Linked DNA regions of Homo sapiens: regions 1 and 3 are each linked to region 2. Evidence: read pairs that join two places in POLR2A ChIA-PET (ENCODE). Cell type or tissue: GM12878. All regions are shown on one strand. Each heading gives the region's core, and the rest is flanking DNA. Links, peaks and the distances in the headings are about the cores only.

The links. ChIA-PET counts read pairs that join two places held together with the same protein. Peaks named below come from ENCODE experiments on the same cell type or tissue, not always from the same donor. Only the 100,000 strongest peaks of a DNase experiment are listed, where the experiment ranks them.
Region 1: POLR2A ChIA-PET joins it to region 2 with 5 read pairs; 5 of 35 experiments call an interaction of 5 or more read pairs at or near these places.
Region 3: POLR2A ChIA-PET joins it to region 2 with 5 read pairs; 6 of 35 experiments call an interaction of 5 or more read pairs at or near these places.

Annotation. Positions count from the first base shown.
Region 1 is chr3:4,754,573-4,760,741 of GRCh38, forward strand. The region is part of intron 44 of ITPR1 (inositol 1,4,5-trisphosphate receptor type 1); the gene reads left to right. Among named protein-coding and RNA genes, the nearest start is that of EGOT, 6.1 kb to the left of the region's middle. In GM12878, for the core only: no CTCF peak of the experiment used is centred there; a DNase peak (open chromatin) is centred at 2,740; H3K27ac peaks cover 2,058 bases.
Region 2 is chr3:5,003,654-5,009,822 of GRCh38, forward strand. No RefSeq gene overlaps it. Among named protein-coding and RNA genes, the nearest start is that of BHLHE40-AS1, 27 kb to the left of the region's middle. RefSeq lists enhancers at 3,153-3,422, 3,943-4,072. In GM12878, for the core only: a CTCF peak has its summit at 3,464; a DNase peak (open chromatin) is centred at 3,258; H3K4me3 peaks cover 1,301 bases; H3K27ac peaks cover 3,021 bases.
Region 3 is chr3:5,127,903-5,134,071 of GRCh38, forward strand. The region is part of intron 1 of ARL8B (ARF like GTPase 8B); the gene reads left to right. LOC124906212 (a long non-coding RNA gene) reads left to right here. Exons shown (of 2, transcript XR_007095800.1): 2 at 558-913. Among named protein-coding and RNA genes, the nearest start is that of ARL8B, 8.7 kb to the left of the region's middle. In GM12878, for the core only: no CTCF peak of the experiment used is centred there; no DNase peak of the experiment used is centred there.

The sequences.
Region 1 (6,169 bases), core at 595-5,594, 250 kb before region 2:
CCTGCAGCCCAGACATGCAGTTCACATTGTTCATTCCTTCTTTATGGACTGAGATTTTAAAGCCCTCTGATTCCTTGGACAAAAGTCCTTCCTGAGATCTAACCAAACTCTCCTTTGCTTTAGAGTACCTTTTTAATAAGCCTCATATTGGCTTGAAGAGCCACCAGAACACCTTCTTGCCCTCTTGGAGGATTACCAAGGAGCTTCCTACCACAGTCCCCTTCCACTTCAGGCAAATTTTGATGTTGCATCTATTTTACATCTGTTTTCAAGGGTATCGTTGATTTGACACTCCACTGGTCATCTTTGTTTTGTCTGGAGGCTTTCCAATCTTCATGACTTGGCTGGAAGAGACAGACGGCTGTGCCGTGTATCCCCACAAAAGATACTGGCCTTTGGCATCTGTTTGACTATTGAACCCAGAGAAAATTTGGAGTCTCCTTAACTTCTTGTTCCTGGGTCAGAGCCACAGGGTCCTCCAGGGTGGTGGCTGACCTGCTTCTCTGAAATCTGGTTTTACTGTTGAAAATTGCTGGAAACAGTGGTTGCCAGTAGCCTGCCTACACCATCAGGGGCTTCCTACGATAATACCTTTAATTTTTTTTTTTTTTTTTTTTTAGGAATTACTGTTTGTTGGTTGAGTTGTTGTTGAATATGTGTGAAACTGTTAGCGTTCTGATCCACACAGGGTGGAGGGGGACCACGCTGCTTACCAGATAGGGCAGAGCTTTCCCAGTAAGTCCCAGTTCCCGTGGGCACTGGGAGACAGGAAAGGAGAGCTGTTGAGCTTTCTGTCTCAGAAGAAAGGTGTTTTTTCCCCCAATTAAAAACATTTTTTTTTTTTTTTTTAGACATGGGGTCTTGCTATGTTGCCCAGGCTGGTCTTGAAATCCTGGGCTCAAGCAGTCCTTCCACCTTGGCCTCCGGAAGTGCTGTGATTACAGCTGTAAGCCACCATACTGGACCCTGAAAAGTGTTTTTAATAGAACAGGTTGGACTTTGCTGCTTGAAGAAGACTGAATTCACCTTGAAAATCATCATGAAGATCCCCTGCCTTGGCCTTGACCCTGGAGCTTAGGCCGTTCCCCAGAGCCCAGTGACCAGATTAATAAGAGTGAAGGAAGGGTTCTTTGTCCTCCACCTTTTCTCTCAGGTGTCAGGCATAGCGAAGGGCGTCTGCCCCACCCTTGCCTGGCAGGGTAGTTGAAACTGGTTTGTCTCTCACTTGTTAAAAGGTGACTGTACAGTGTGGATGAGGGAGGACCTTATTTCAGACAAATGAAATTGAAATGTTGACACCTCTCCAATACAGACTTGCTTCACTTCATCGCTTCCTTTCTACTTGGAAGTCTATGTTATTTCTGAACTCATTAAAGCTGGAAACATCCTGAGAGAGGCTGGTAAACTGAGAGCTGCAGATGTTGGCTGGTTGAAAGCCATCAGACCTTGCAAAAAAGTTTCTTGTTAGGGTGAGTGATAATTTATGCCAAGGGAGGGTCCAATTCTGAATGCCCATTGTACTCACTATTAGGCCCTTTTCATAGGTCAGACTTTTGCTGAAGTCGAGACTGGTTTAAAATGTTGGGAAATGCTTTATGTGGAAAGGCTGGGGATTACTTGAGAGGAGGGTCTGACACAAGCTTGTATTCTGCCTTTGGGTGTATTAAACTTTGACAAGCGGAAGCAACGATGTTTATCTCTGCACGTGCAGAAATTTGAATGGCTTTTATAGCTAGTGAAATTTCAGCCAAATTTTTTTTTAACTTTTACTTTAGGTTTGAGGGTACATGTGAAGGTGTGTTATACAGGTAAACTCATGTCACTGGGGTTTGTTGTACAGATTATTTCATCACCCAGGTACTAAGCCCAGTACCCAATAGTTATTTTTTCTGCTCCTCTCCCTCCTCCCACCCTCCACCCTCAAGTAGACCTCAGTGTCTATTGTTTCCTTCTTTGTGTTCATGAGTTCTCATCATCTAGCTCCCACTTATACGCCAGAACGTGCAGTATTTGGTTTCCTGTTCCTGCATTCGTTTGCTGAGGATAATAGCCTCCAGCTCCATCCACGTTCCCACAAAAGATATGATCTCGTTCTTTTTCATGCCGTCCAAACTTAAAAAAAAAAATTCTACATTGTGACACTTAATGGGAATTGCCATTCATTGTGTTTTTGCTGTCAATTTAGAGGCCATTCAACCTACCAGAACCAACTAGAATTATCACTGGATGCAAGTTGGACACTAGTCTTTGGCCATTTATGTAACACCCAGCTCTTTTCTGGATCCACCTATCTTACACCTTCCCTGGAAAGGGGTATTATTGTTAGACAACTGTAGCACCTTCCATCTGAGTAGTTCTTGGTAGTAATCAAAGTGTTTTTCACACCTACTGTTTCATAACAACCTTGCTGGGTGGGCCCCAGCTTCCATGTGATGCTGACATGGCAGGTGGTAAGACCCTCATTTTTTAGCTAAAGAACCCAGGGCACAAATGAAGTTAAGTAAATTGCCCACAATCACATGGCTGGATAGCAAGGAGCCAAGGCCAAAATGTAGGTTTCCCGAGTTCCAGTTCTCCAGGCACTCTCTGCCTACCCAGGTGTGTTTTATTACCTAGTTCATGGTTCCTGGTCTTTGAGTTTTGATTGTAATCATTGGTTTCTAAAAAAGGACTCCAGACCCACAGCAGTCATTGTGTGACAATGGTTTTGTTAATAATTTATTACCCCAGCCCTGGCAGCCCTTCAGCTTGCAGAAGGGGATTGTTTGGGAACCCATATTAACAAATGTATTAAACGTCATGGGAAAGTTGAGGCATTCGAATGCATGTGTACCTTCTGCCACTATTCTTTACTGTGAGAGGAGCCTGTTTATGCCTCTGAAAGACCTGGTGGGTAGGGGTAGGGGTGGGGTGGATTATAAAATGCCAAAAGGTGTTCAGAACAGGACAGACTCTTGCTCAGGGGAGAGGTGTTTAACAGAGCATGTGGTTGGGAACAGGGCTGAGGCGTCGGACAGGTGGGGCTTGGGTGCCAGGGCACTTATTAGGTGGATGACTCAGCGGGTTACTTCTTGGGGCCTCAGTTTCTTCATCTGTAAACTGGGGATGATAATGGCACCTACCCCATGGGGTGCTTCTGAGGATGAAATGAGATAATGCATATAAAGCGCTTAGCGCCCGGCAAATCGGAAACGTTCAGTTGCCGTTCACTATAATAAAACTTGCAGAGAGAGGGTCCCCAGGGAGTGGGGAGTTCTCAGTTCACCACAGGTGTAGGAAGACAGCCAAGGTAAGCCCCACCTCTTGGTAGCCACTGGCGTTGCTCTGTCACCCACAGAGTATCTGTTCAAGCTGGGCAGGAGTGGGTTAGTCTGGTGGGAGATGTCCTCTGAAGTCCCTGAGACTCCCAGAGTTGATGTGAAAAGAGAAAAATCAAAGATGCCCACAGAGAATTTTCCTCAGCCTGTGGAAACTCAAGCTTTGGCTCACTGTTTGGCAGCCACATTTTTCAAATTCTTGGCCTTAACCTGAGAACTTAAATCATTCTGCAGCAGGTAAGTGAGCAGCCGTGGTGAGTGTCATGGGCTAGATGGGTCAGGGCCATGTCTTATGAGGCAGTGAGGTGGAAAATCCCATTCTCTGGATTCTCTCAAGGCCCAGAGCGAGGGCTTCTGAAAGGTGGACCAACTTTTAGAAGCTGATGGAAATGCTTTTCTTTGAGGAAGGATCTGAGTCCTGCAGCCGTCACTCTGTGCTGGACTGCTCCCCCGCAAGCCATGCCCGCTCCCACCAGGCTCCACCCTGGGACACATACATCTATGCTCCCCGCCACTGCCCTGTCTTGCAGCTAAGATGCCACAAAGGGGCTCCTCCCCTAGAATGGTCTGGTGGCCCAGAAACGGACAGGTAGGCTGGCTCACATTCCAGGGAGCACCATGATCCTTGGACTGCAAGGCCTGTCTTTTCCCCTGAACTTCCTGAATTCTGGGAAAGATGGCTTCATGGGTATATGTCTAGGTCATGGAGAAGATTTGTCTCTCCTATTCTCCTCCCCAGGACCACTTGTTTACACAGTTTGATTAGGACTGTGACCTCTTGCACCTAAAGAAAGGAGTGTCCCCCTTTGAACTAGGTAATAAAACACACCTGGCTAGGCAGAGCGTGCCTGGAGAACTGGAAGTCGGGAAACCTAAATTATGGCCTTGGCTCCTTGCTATCCAGCCATGTGATCGTGGGCAATTTACTTAACCTCATTTGTGCCCTGGGTTCGTTAGCTGAAAAATGAGGGTCTTACCATCTGCCATGTCAGCATCACATGGAAGCTGGGGTCCAGCAAGGTTGTTATGAAACGTTAGGTGTCAAAAACACTTTGATTACTACCAAGAGCTACTCAGATGCAAAGTGCTACAGTTGTCTAACAATAATACCCCTTTCCAGGGAAGGGTAAGATAGGTGGATCCAGAAAGGAGGTGGGTGTTATGTAAATGGCCAAAGACTGGTGTCCAACTTGCATCCAGTGATAATTCCAGGCCCTCTGTCTCCCTGCTGTCACCGAGGTGGCCGTCACTGTCCACTAGCCCCTAACCTCGGGGTGGCTCTTGTTCCTGAAGCAAGGCAGGCTCGTCATAACCACGCTCCATGGCTTTGCAAGGACTTGCAGGGCTGGGGGAGGATGGGGGAGCCAGGCTAATTAAGCAATATTATATTATTTTCAAGGCTGATCTGAAAAGGTAGTTTTGTTATTCTTTTAATCTAAGACCCGGATTCATTGGCCCCTCTACAGCTCAGTCAACCCAAGGAGGGAAAACTGTCTACTTGACAATTATCAGAAGGTAAGAATGTAAACTCGGGTTGTAGTTTCAACCAGCCACACCCCAGTGTGGTCAAAAGTAACTGTCTTGGGCAGTCAGGGGAGGGAGGTTCTGTGTGGCCCTGGCAAGTCTCTTTCCCTTTCTGGGCTTCAGTTTCCTCATCTGTGAAATGTGGAAGGATGGACGACATGGGTGGTTTTCAAGTGCTGCTCTCCTGAAGTTCCAAGGAGTTTCAATGGCAAGAGGGAGGGGACCCTCTTTGCTCTGCTTCATATGGAGCTGTTTTGCCTTTTGTCTTTTATCTAGCGGCGTCTTTATCCTAAGATGGTGTTTTGGGACCGGAGAGGAGCACGTTACCCTGCTGAAAAAGGCATTTGGAAACTGCTGGATTCCAGTGCTTCCAGCTGCAGAGTTCTGTGATCTGTGTTCTCTTGCTCTTTTGTTGTGGTTGAAGGTTGGCTGACAGCAGCCATGCCCACTTCCCTTTCCCCCTGTCCAGTGGATTCAGGATGGAAACAGCCACTGCCGGGGTCACTGCCTCACCCTGCCCCTGCCCCTGCCCTGGCCTTTTCCTTAAAGCGTATCTGATCAGATCTGTCATCAGGGATGTCTGGGACTGGTGCTGAGGATCTGCCCGCAGACCAGCTTTGTGTCTTCTGCTTTCCCAGCCTTTGACTCCGGCCTCACTGCTGGGGCTGGTTGTCTGTGTCGGTTCAACGTGCAGATGGGAGGAGAGTTGGTTGTGGCTCTGCCACAAGTCACTGACCTCTCCTAACCCCAGCTCTCTCATCTATAATGTGACAGATTTATGAATGATGATATCTGCCTTGGCAATCTCCTAAGACTCTGGTGAGACAGCTTATATGGAAAGGGCTCTGGAATCAAATGTGATTTGGAGACGACTGGAGGGTGAGGAGAGGTCGGCCTGGCGGGGGCAGATGCCGTTCCCTCTGGTGGAGAGGCAGCCTCAGAAGGTGGCCCCTCTACAGAGTTCCCCAGCTTTCTGGGAACAAAGCAGACTTTCTGTTATCTTTTTTTAATTATTATTATTGTGATATAATTGACATATAATCATAGGCACAGATTTTAAATGTAGACTTTGATTCGATATGACAAATGTTTCTATACCCATTGTACCAGTTTTCTGTGGCTGCTGTAACAAATTCCTACAAACTGAGTGGCTTAAAGGAACCAAATGTATTGTTTTATAAGTTCAACATGAGTCTTACTAGACTAGACTAAAGCAAGTGTTGGCAGGCCAGCGCTCCTTTCTGGAGGCTCTAGGGGAGAAGGCTTCCTTGCCTTTTCCAGTTTCCAGAGGCCACCCACATCCCTTGGCTTGTGGCTCCTTCCTCCAT
Region 2 (6,169 bases), core at 394-5,393:
CTGTAGTCCCAGCTACTTGGGAGGCTAGGGCAGGAGAATCGCTTGAACCCGGGAGATGGAGGTTGCAGGAGCCAAGATAGTGCCACTTCATTCCAGCCTGGGCAACAGAGTGAGACTCCGTCTCAAAAAAAAAAAAAAAAAAAAAAGAAAATTATTAAGAATTTCGGCCGGGCTCAGTGGCTCACACCTGTAATCCCAGGACTTTGGGAGGCTGAGGCAGGTGGATTACCTGAGGTTGGGAGTTTGAGACCAGCCTGCCAACATGGAAAAAACCCATTTCTACTAAAAATACAAAATTAGCTGGGCATGGTGGCGCATGCCTGTAATCTCGGCTACTCGGGAGGCTGAGGTAGGAGAATCGCTTTGAACCCAGGAGGTGGAGGTTGTGGTGAGTTGAGATCATGCCATTGCACTCCAGCCTGGGCAACAAGAGCAAAACTCTATCTCAAAAAAAAAAAAAAAAAAGAATTTCAAGAGAGCAATGATGGAGAATTAAACCAAACGTGGGGCCCTTCTAAGTGTGGGGTGGCCCTCTGTGACTGCATAGGCCACATGCCCATGAAGCTGGCTCTGATCACAATACTCCCCCACATTGTTGTTATGAGGAGAAAGTGAGTTAAAGTGTGTAGGGCAAGTGGCACATACCTGGCCCAGAGTAGACTCTCAATGCTAACTGATATTATTCTTATCATATTTAATGTTCACTGACAGCCCTGTGAGAGCACATAGGTATTATCCCACCTCACAGGTGAAGGACTAAATGACTTGCTCAGGCTGGGCACAGTGACTCACGCCTGTAATCTCAGCACTTTGGGAGGCCGAGGTGGGAGGATTGCTTGACCCCAGGAGTTCGAGAGCAGCCTGGGCAACATAGCAAGACCCCATCTCTACCAAACCAAACCAAACAAAATAAAACCCAGTTTGCTCACTGCCCTACTGTTTATGGGAGGTACAGGCAGGATTTGAACCCAGGTCAGCTGACGTGTGAGAGAAGGGTGGGTGGAGGAAGGGAGAAGGCCCAGAAGCCTCGCAGGTAGCTGGTAGGGAGGTGTTTGGGGTTTGGACAGCTGCTCCCTCCTTTAGGGCTGACTGTCCCATCAGGAGGGGGTTGTTTCTGTTGCTCAGTGGGGAATCTGCAGGCCTCGACAGGCTCTGAGCTGGGAAACAGGAGTGGCCCTGCCTGTCCTATGACACACTGTGAGTGGAGGGGGCTGTGGCCGGCAGGGACGTAGGGGAGTCACACCTGCTGAAGCCCAGCTCAGAGTCAGGACTGGGACCAAAGGGGCAGAGCCCAGGCTGGCCATGGAGGTCCGAAGTGAGGGATTAAACTCCAGCGTGGCAGCCTCTGCCACTGACAGCCCCAGCTCTTCCCGTGGCCCCAAAGGCTGGTGTGTCCCTGTCCCACCGGTTGCCTCATCTCCCTCCCTCCCATGCTCCTGCCTGCTCACCTCACTCCCACTGGCCTCCCTGAACCTCCTGAAAACCAACCAAGTTCTCTCCCCACACAAGGCCTTTGCTGTTGGTGTTGCCCCTGCTGTAAACGACCTTTCCCCAGCTCCTTCACACTCATCAAATCCTAGCTTCAGTGTCACCTCCCTTAAAAAGCCTTCCCTTGGCTGGGCATGGTGGCTCATGACTATAATCTCAGCACTTTGGGAAGCCGAGGTAGGAGGATCACTTGAGCCCAGGAGTTTGAGACCAGCCTGGGAAACACAGAGAGATCCCATCTCTACAAAAAATAAAGATTTTTAAAAAGGCTTCCCTTCTCTTCCTTTCTAAAGCACTGTCATGTTCTCACTTCTTCCACATCTCCCTGCAATGCCTGTTTTCTATTCCAATCTGCAATTCCCTTCCTTATTGACTTGCTGTGTGTTCATCACCTGACTCCCTTCAGTAGAACACACACAGATGAACCCTGACGGCGGGGGCCACGTGCAGGGCTCCATTTCTGTCATCTACAGCAGTGGCTGCCACACAGCAAGGACTCCATGAATACTTATTGAATCAGTGAGCGAATGAATAGCCAGCTGTACCATGTTGGAAAAATGACTTGTGGTCTTTGAATCTGTTTCCCCATCTCTAAAATGGGATTGGGATTCATGCCTCTTCTTTTTTTTTTTTTTTTTTTTTGAGACAGAGTCTCACTCTGTCGCCCAGGCTGGCGTGCAATGGCATCATCTCGGCTCACTGCAACCTCCACTTCCCGGGCTCAAGAGATTCTTCTGCCTCAGCCTCCCAGGTAGCTGGGATTACAGGCACCCACCACCATGCCCAGTTAATTTTTGTATTTTTAGTGGAGACGGGGTTTCACCATGTTGGCCAGGTTGGTCTCGAATGCCTGACCTCAAGTGATCTGCCTGCCTCAGCCTCCCAAAGGGCTGGGATTACAGGCATGCCTGGCCCCATGCCACTTCCTAAGGTGGATTACAATCATACAATCACGTTACCATATATTGAGGACTTACTGTGTTCCAGGCACTGTACTAGGTACATAAAACCTGGCATCTAGAAAGTGATCAGTTAATTTCAATATTCCCTATGTTACTACGATTGCTACTGCTAAACTCTATAGGTTGGAGACCCTGATTGAGGAGCTGAACCCTTGATCCTAAAATGCTCCCCTGCTCCCCGCACACCCAGAGGCTACCCCAAGGAAGAGAGACAATCCCAGAGGCTTGAAGCAAAGGGAACACGCTGGGAAAGAAAACTACTCTGAGGCAGGGTGCAGTGGCTCATGCCTGTAATCCCAGCAACTTGGGAGGCTGAGGTGGGCAGATTACTTGAGGCCAGGAGTTCGAGACCAGCCTTGGCGACATGGTGAAACCCCGACTCCACAAAAAATACAAAAATTAGCCGGGTGCAGTGGTGTGCACCTGTAGTTCCAGCTACTCAGGAGGCTGAGGCAGGAGAATCGCTTGACCCCGGATAGCAGAGATTGCAGTGAACCAAGATCATGTCACTGCACTCCAGCCTGGGTGACAGAGTGAGACCCTGTCTCAAAAAAAAAAAAAAGGAAAAGAAAAGAAAACAAAAGAAAAGAAAACTACTCTGATATTCTCAAAGGGGTTCCTTCTTTTTGGATTTCTCTATCTCTCTTGAGGATCCCATCCCACCCCACCGCCATTCAACCCCGCCTTTCCCAACCACATACCAAGAATAAACCTCACACCCTGTGTGCCTCTAGTGTCATAGTTTCCTGCCTCTATGGTCACGGGCTGCTTGGGCTCGGAGGGATTTTCCAGCTTAGGGCAGTGCTGGTGGGACCCGAGGCAATGTGACATAGGAGGAGCTGTGAAGAAGACCTAGAAAGAGGAAAGCCCCGAGCAGATGCTGACAGAGAACTGGAGTGGGGCCTCACAGAGGTACCTGGAGTGCAGGCTCCCGGGAAGGGGAACCAAGCCTTGCCTCTGATTTCAGCAAGTGCTCACAGAGCAGGCCATCTGGCGGCTCGCTGCCAGCCAAATGCTACTGACCAAGGACTTCCAAACTGACCAGGCCCAGAACAAGAAATTCTGTTTAGCATCTGGAGATCTATGGCCAGGCTGGATCCAAATGGATTCCAGTTTAGAGGGCTGTCCACTCCTTGGCAAAGTCCTGTTTTCTTAACCCTCTCTTCCCTTTTGAACCAGTGATCTAAGGGACTCCTCCTCAAGTCTTCTCTAATCCCTCGTAGCCCCACTAACAGCCATCACAGTCAGACACCCTCCTCAGAGAGCCATTTCTCCTCCTTGGTCTTTCTCTTCTAATTTCCACTCCTGATATCTAGCTAGCTACTTCTTCTAAACATGTCAAGGGACCTAGTTTCCAGTTCTGCTCTGGCTCTTACTCAGTGGCTTCTAGTAATTTCCAGCCCTTCTCTGTGCCTCAGTTGCCCCATTTGTAAAATGGGGCCCCAAAAGGTTCCTTTCGGCTCTGACATTCTAGGATCCAAAGTACAGAGATTAAGCCACAAGAATCCCTACCAGAAGGTAGGGGATCCAGCCTGGACCACAACCCCAGGGCTTGACAGTTTCCTGCCCAGCACTGCCTGCCCGCCTTCCTAGCTGTGTGGCCATAGCCAAGTTTCTGTTGAATGGACAGAGGGTAAGATGTTAGGATTAAAAAGTCAAAGTGGGCCAGACGTGGTAGCTCACGCCTGTAATCCCAGCATTTTGTGAAGCCAAGGTGGGTGGATTGCTTGAGGCCAGGAGTTCAAGACCAGCCTGGGCAACATGGCAAAACACCATCTCTACTAAAAATATAAAAGTTAGCTGGGCTTGGTGGTGTATGCCTGTGGTCCCAGCTACTCAGGAGGCTGAGGCACAAGAATCACTTGAACCTGGGAGGCGGAGGCTGCAGTGAGCAGAGATCGCACCACTGCACTTCAAGCCTGGGTGACAGAGCGAGACCCTGTCTAAAAAAAAAAAAAGGCAAGCTAGCCAACACAGTGCTTTCTAACGCTAGCAGGAGTGCATTAAGAGGAAGCCGTTATGAATTTAGAAGGACAAGAAGACAGAAAGTCTGAAGAAAAAACAAGTAGCCAAAGAACAATCCATTCGACAAATATTAGGAGCATCTCCTATGTGTACTGAGGTTACAAACATGGATATGCAGCTCCAGAACTCAGAACTCAAGGTGCTTAAGATGGAGGAGACAGATTTGTCAACAAATGTCGCTACACCCTTCTGACTGTTCCCTGGCATCTGTGGCCATTGTATACAGTTGTGTAGGTTGTTCACTGCACGAGGGTGCTGGCTCGGGCATAGAGGGGGTGAAATTCAGGTCAGGTCCCTTTCCTAAGCATGGGCCTATGGGGCTGCATCTTCCCAGAGGGGCACCTTTTCCTAATTCTTACAAATGTGCTGTGTGGGCTGGCCTAGCCCCTGCAGCATTCACATTACCTTGTTCTGACCCAGTCAGCTCCCACCAACAAAAGCACTCATTTTAGGTATAAGTTACTCGCCCCTGCACACACACCTATTACCTCGTGAGCACTCCATCATCCTTAACTTGGCCTTCAAGCTCCTTTGCGAACTGCCCCCAGCTCCTTCTCTGCCATCTCTAGCATCTCCTTCCCTCTCATACTCCTCATACCACACAGTACACACGGTATAGCTTCACTTCCTTGAAGGAGCCATGGTCCATCTGATCTTTGCATATGCTGTTTCCTCTCTCTGGAATAACCCCCTTTTCTCCGATTGGCTGGCTAATGCCTCAAATGTTCAGATCTCAATTTAGATATTATTCTCTCCAAGAGGCCTTTGTTGATTTTGTTTTGTTTTGAGACAGAGTGTCACATTGTTGCCCAGGCTAGAGTGCAGTGGCGCGGTCACAGATCACTGCATCCTCAACCTTTGCCCAAGAGATCCTCCTATCTCAGCCTCTCAAGTAGCTAGGACGATAGAAACAGGGCACCATGCCTGGCTTTTTTTTTTTGGTAGAGTTGGGGTCTCACTGTGTTGCCAAGGCTCAAGAAGCCTTCTTTGAAGGCTCTCCACTCCCTTCCTTCTCACCCAATCAGATCACATTCCTGATGCCCCCATAGTGCCTGTACTTCTCTAAAGCATTTGTCAGAATTATAATGAAATGATTAATAGTATTAATTATTGATTATTGCCTTTCTCCTCTAGGAAATTAGAAGCTCCTGGAATATGGGGACTGTGTCTTTTATATGGTGTACATGTTATATAGGCCATCTGTCTGCTATATGCTAGAATCCTAGTGCATATAGTTGGTGCTCAATAAATTATTATTGAATAAATGAATGACTATAGCTCAATATAATACAGGCCATTAGACAGGTTATTCTACTTATTTGAGGACAGGGAAGGCTGTACATATAGCTGGTGCTCAATAAATAATAATTGAATAAATAATTATTGACTCAATGAATGACTATAGTTCAGTCTAATACAGGACAGTGGTCAGGTGATTCCACTCGTCTGAGGACAGGGAAGGCTGTACATGGCAAGGTCTCCTTGTTTCAGAGGGGTCTGGGAAGAGAAGTCAAACTCCCCAGGGACTCTGGGGACAGGCAGGAGCAGCGTGTGCTGGGCCTGAGGGAGGCCAGTGCAGAGGGGCCACTCCCAGGCGCTTGGCTGTCTTGTGGAAGCCAGAGGTCTCATCTTCCCCAGTTTTCTGGGTGTCCCAGGATGTGGGCAGCCACTGTGCCTTTGCTGAGAACATTTAT
Region 3 (6,169 bases), core at 595-5,594, 120 kb after region 2:
CGGAGGGCCAGGCGCAATGGCTTACGCCTGTAATCCCAGCACTTTGGGAGGCCAAGGCGGCCGGATCATGAGGTCAGGAGTTTGAGACCAGCCTGACCAACATGATGAAACCCCATCTGTACTAAAAATACAAAAATTAGCCTGGCGTTACTCAGGAGGCTGAGGCAGGAGAATTGCTTGAACCTGGGAGGCGGAGGTTGCGTTGAGCCGAAATTGAGCGACTGCACTCCAGCCTGGGCAACAGAGTGAAAATCCGTCTCAAAAAAAAAAAAAAAAAAAAAGCAGAAATAATTTTGTATTTGATTGTATTGCTTATTATTTAATTTCTTTGGAGGTAAGAATGGCAAAAACCATTTTTAAAGAAAATGGGCTGTGGTTCAAGTCTAGATGTTTTACACATCTGAAACTTGACTGGAGAAGCTAGTCTTCCAATAAGGTGGTCTTCAAGTATAGATTCTGAGTTGTGGAAAATGAGGCATCTTACAAAGGAACATCTCTACCTTCCATAAAGTTTTCTACCCTTCATCCCCGCTCCAATTATTTGTTTTTCCTTGCAGACCAAGAATCTTGAAAGCCAAATGTTCTCATTAAGAAGCTGTTAGAGTGCAATAATGCATTCTAAATGCCTGTCTTAGAAGATATTTCACAAGTTAATGGATTTTTTAAGTTTTTCAAAGATATAGTAAGTGGATGGTTACTGAACATGGATACAAAATACATTGAACCTATAAAAAAGTTACTCAAATATTATTAAAAAATTTTTTTTCTGAAATTTTTTTTGTGTTATCAAAACAATACAGGCTCATTAGCGGAGATGTGAAAAGAATAGTATAAGGTAGAAGAAGCCACTTATTTCTACCATCCAAGATTAACTACTGTCAACATTAAAAGCATTTCGTTTTTGTCTTCTTAATGTGTATATCCAGATGTCTTTTAAAAAGTTCTGAGATAATATTACTTATAATGCTTTATATTCTGGTTTAATTGTTACAGTGTATGCATTTTTCTATCTAAAACATTTTTCATGTCTTCATAGTTTATTCCATTGTGGTATGTCTTGTGGATATGCCATAACATATTTGGTAATTCCCTTATTGGACATTTGAGGGATTTTTCCTATGTTTTCCTATTGTACTCAATTTGATCTGCACTTCCTGAGGATGTGTTCCAGAGTTGGTATTTCTGGGTCAAAAACGCATTTTATGTCATATGGCCAAATTGCTTTCCAGAAAGTGTACACTCCCACTGAGAAGGTCTGAACAGTTTTTGTTTTTTGTTTTTTGTTTTTCCAGATAGAGTCTCGCTCTTGTTGCCCAGGCTGGAGTGCAGTGGTGTGATCTTGGCACACTGCAACCTCCACCTCTCGGGTTCAAGCAATTCTCCTGCCTCAGCTTCCCAAGTAGCTGGGATTACAGGTGTTTGCCACCTCGCCCAGCTAATACTGAGCAGATTTCATATATAAAGTTGGACTTTGGTTAAGCACTTTGTCCTCTGGTATTTTTTAGGACAAACATAGTTTTGTTGATGAAGTAGAACGGTATTTTAAAATTATCCTATTAGATACTGCTCTGTTTGTGTTTAATATATTTTAAGAAGTTCCTTTTTATATTTCAGCAACTGCCAAGACTGATAACTATAGAGAACATAATTCTTTCTGAGACAAGTTCTTGCTCTGTTGCCCATGCTGGAGTGTAGTGGCATGATCATGGCTTATTGCAGCCTCCACCTCCTGGGCCCTGGCTCAAGAGATCCCCCCACCATAGCCTCCCAAGTAGTAGGGACCACAGGCGTATGTCACTACGCCTGGCTAATTTTTTTAAACAAGATTTTTGCTGCTGGGTGTGGTGGCTCACGCTTGTAATCTCAGCATTTAGGGAGGCAGAGACAGGAGGATTACTTGAAGCCAGGAGTTGAAGACCAGCCTGGGCAACATAGTGAGGCCACATTCTCCACATTCTCTCTCTCTCTTTTTTGTTTTTCAGACAGAGTCTTGCTCTATCACCCAGGCTGTAGTATAGTGGCATGATCTTGGCTCACTGCAACCTCTGCCTCCTGGGTTCAAGTGATTCTCCTGCCTCAGCCTCCCAAGTAGGTGGGACTACAGGCACGTGCCACCACACACAGCTAGTTTTTGTATTTTTAGTAGAGACAGGGTTTCACCATGTTGGCAAGGCTGACCTCGAACTCCTGACCTCAGGTGATCTGCCTGCCTTGGCCTCCCAAAGTACTGGGATTACAGGCGTGAGCCACTGCACCTGACCAAGGTCATATTCTCTTAAAAAAAAATATATATTTTTTTTTTGTAGAGACTTCATCTCACTGTGTTGCTCAGCCTGGTCCCGGAACTCCTGGGCTCAAGAGATTCTCCTGCCTCAGCCTCCCAAAGTGCTGAGATTACAGGCAGGAGCCACCACGCCTGCCCCTGAGAACATAGTTCTTTTTTGTTGAGCTTCCCAGGCAAGCCATGTAAATATAAATACAGCTCATCCCCTTTACTTATCATGCTGCTATTTTGTTTTAGAAGTATTGGTAGATTGCATATTCCATAACCCTGATATATTTCAGTATAATCCTTACCTAATCTTGGACCTATTATAGTGGGATGCTGCTTGCTTGCTTGTGTGTGTGTGTGTTTTTTTTTTTGGCGGGGGGATGGAATCTTGCTTTGTTGTCCAGGCTGAAGGGCAGTGGCATGATCTCGGTTGACTGTAACCTCTGCCTCCTGGGTTCAGATGATTCTCCTGCCTCAGCCTCTCCCCAGTAGCTGGGATTACAGGCTTGCGCCACTACGCCTGGCTATTTTTTGTATTTTTAGTAGAGATGGGGTTTCGCTACGTTGGCCAGGCGAGTCTTGAACTTCTGACGTCAAGTGATCCGCCCGCCTCGGCCCAGGCATGAGCCACCACGCCCAGCCTATGAACCTATATTCTTACTTCAGTATGCAAAATGTAGCATAATGTTAAGAATGAGGTTGCTTAAAATCTAGGCTACACACATAGTTAGGCCTGCCTTTTCTTCGCTCTTTTCTTTTTTTTCTTTTTCTTTTTTTGTTTTTGAGATGGAGTCTCACTCTGTCATCCATGCTGGGAGTGCAGTGGCACGGGGATTCAAGTGATTCTCCTGCCTCAGCCTCCCGAATAGCTAGGACTACAGGCACCCGCCACCACGCCCAGCTAATTTTTGTATTTTTAGTAGAGACGAGGTTTCACCATGTGGGCCAGGCTGGTGTCAAACTCCTGTGATCTGTCCGCCTTAGCCTCCCAAAGTACTGGGATTACAGGTGTGAGCCACCGTGCCCGGCCACCATTTTCTTGAAAGCTCATTTTGTCCGGAGAATGTTTTAATGCCAATACATGGACTTCATCATTTGTAAATAGTTCTTATCAGAGGAAAATCTAGGAAAAGAAAGGAAACCTACATTTCTCTCCTTCATAATTTAGCTATTTCGTTTCTAGCTTTTGGCAATCTTATTTCAATAAAAAAATTAAAAAATTTTTTTTTTTTTTGAGACAGAGTCTCACTCTGTCACCCAGGCTGGAGTGCAGTGGCGCGATCTCGGCTCACTGCAACCTCCGCCTCCCGAGTTCAAGCGATTCTCCTGCCTCAGCCTCCTGAGTAGCTAGGGTTACAGGCGCACGCCACCATGGCCAGATAATTTTTGTATTTTTAGTAGAGACAGGGTTTCACGATGTTGGCCACACTGGTCTTGAACTCCTGACCTCAAGTGATCCACCCACCTCGGCCTCCCAAAGTGCTGGGATTACAGGTGTGAGCCACTGCACCCAGCCTACCCGTTTCTTAAAAATATTAAATTGACGTTACAGGTTTTCATTAACCCTTATATGAATATTTTGGTTACTGCCATTATTTTCTACTCTTAAGTGACTGAAATGTTTAACTTTGGTTTTTGTCTTTTTTTCAGAGTTCCGGTAATTTCAGAAATGAAATGATTTGACTAGTTTTATCCTTTGAATTTTTCTGTCATTCTTTCCTTTTTTTGAGACAGGGTCTCACCCTGTCACCCAAACTGGAGTAAAGTGGCATAATCATGGCTCACTGCTGCCTCAACCTCTTGGGTTCAAGCAGTCCTCTGCCTCAGCTTCCTGAGTAGCTGGGGCTACAGGCATGTGCCGTCATGCCCAGCTAATTAAAAAAATTTGTTTTTTTGTAGAGGTGGAATCTTGCTGTATTGCTCAGGCTGATCTTGAACTACTGGGCTCAAGCTGTCCTCCTTCCTTGGCCTCCCAGTGTTGGGAGTACAGGCATGAGCCTGTACTGTGCCTAAGTCCTCCCATCCTTTCTGTAGTAGGTATTGCCCTAAGTTAGGATTGATCATATTCCCTATGATCATCATTATTATTTTTTTTTTTGAGGCAGAGTCTCACTCTGTCTCCCAGGCTGGAGTGCAGTGGCGCGATCTCGGCTCACTACAACCTCCGCCTCCCTGGTTCAAGTGATTCTCCTGCCTCAGCCTCAGGCTCTCCCCACCATGCCCTGCTAATTTTTTTGTATTTTTAGTAGAGATAGGGTTTCACTATGTTGGCCAGGCTGGCCTTGAACTCCTCACCTTAGGTGATCCACCTGCTTCGGCCTCCCAAAGTGCTGGGATTACAGGCGTGAGCCACTGCGCCCGGCTCCTCTCATTATTTTTAACCATCAGAAATTATCTTGTTCTCTTGTTTCTAATAGTCTGTCCCTTTTCACAGAGCCAAGACTTTATCATATTTTACAATGCTGTACCCCATTGCTAAGAACAGTCCCTGCCACATGACAAGCTCTTTAAATACTGAATGAATGAATGAATGAATAATAACAGCAAAGTATACCTACTCCATGCATGTTTAAACTAGGTGCAAGGCATTGTGATAGATAACTTATAAATGTACCAGACAAGGTCATTTATGGTCGGGTATGTGCCATGTATAGGAGAGGAATATTAAGTGCCTTAAGATACAAAATGCTATTGGAATTCTCCCCTGACCCACCCCATTAAGACATTGGAGGAGTTTTATTTAGTAAGGCTGTTTGCTGAGTTTTGGTTGGACAGTGGCAGGAATGGCTTTTGAGCTGGGTTATAAGAGTAGAGGAATTTCATTTATTCAACAAATATGTCAAGCAGTGTTTTGGGCAGCATAAATATAATGGGGAGCAAAGCAGACAATGTTCTTGCCCTTGTGGAACTGCCGATATCATGTGGGGAAAAAAGATATTCAAGCAGGAACAGTGGGAAAAGCAAAGGCACAGCTGAGGGAAAGAAATTTTTTTGTTGGTTTAGGCATAACCTTAGTGAAGGAAAAAGAAACAAAGGCTGGAAAAGTAGATCAGTCAGCTCCCACAGGGCCTTGACTGAGTGTGACATTAGGCATGGAGGGCCACTGAAGGTTTTAATTCAGAGGAATAAGATAAGACCTGTGTTTCCGAAGGATTAATTTAGCAGCAATATAGAGACCATCCGCAAGGAAATTGGTTACAAGGTTATTACAGAGGTCTGGTTGAGAGACATTGAGGGAGACAGTTGGGGAGGAGGGGAAAGGTACGCATTATTATGGAAATAGGATGAGTACAATTTAGCAATTAAGTCAGAGGTACAGGACAAAGGGGAATTTGCAAAGACCCTTTTAAAGATTTGATTGAATGGTGGGGAATATGGTTGTACCATCAGCAAACAGCAGTTACAGGGTGGGGAAGAAAGAATGGGTTTAGAAGAAAAAGGGATGATTTGAGTATAAATTGTATTACAGGCTGGGGCGTGGTGGCTCATGCCAGTAACCCCAGCACTTTGGGAGGCTGAGAAGGGTGTGGATCCTTTGAGCTCAGGAGTTCAAGGCCAGCTTAGGCAACATAGTGAAACTCTGGTCTCTACAAAAAATAAAAAAATAAAAAAAATTAGCTGGATGTGCTGCTGCGTGTCTGTGGTCCTAGCTGCCGGGGAGGCATAGGTGGTAAGGGGATGGCTTGAGTCCAGGAGGCTGCAGTGAGCCATGATGGTGCCACTGCATTCCAGCCTGGGCGACAGAGTGAGACCAGGTCTCCCCTGCACTGCACAGCACACCCCACACCCCTGGAAAAAAAAGTGTTACATAATTAATGATATAAAGGGATGGCTGGTTGGAAATGACAGGCTATGAATGCTATATTTAAGTTCAGTGGCACAAAAACTGAGAATTAA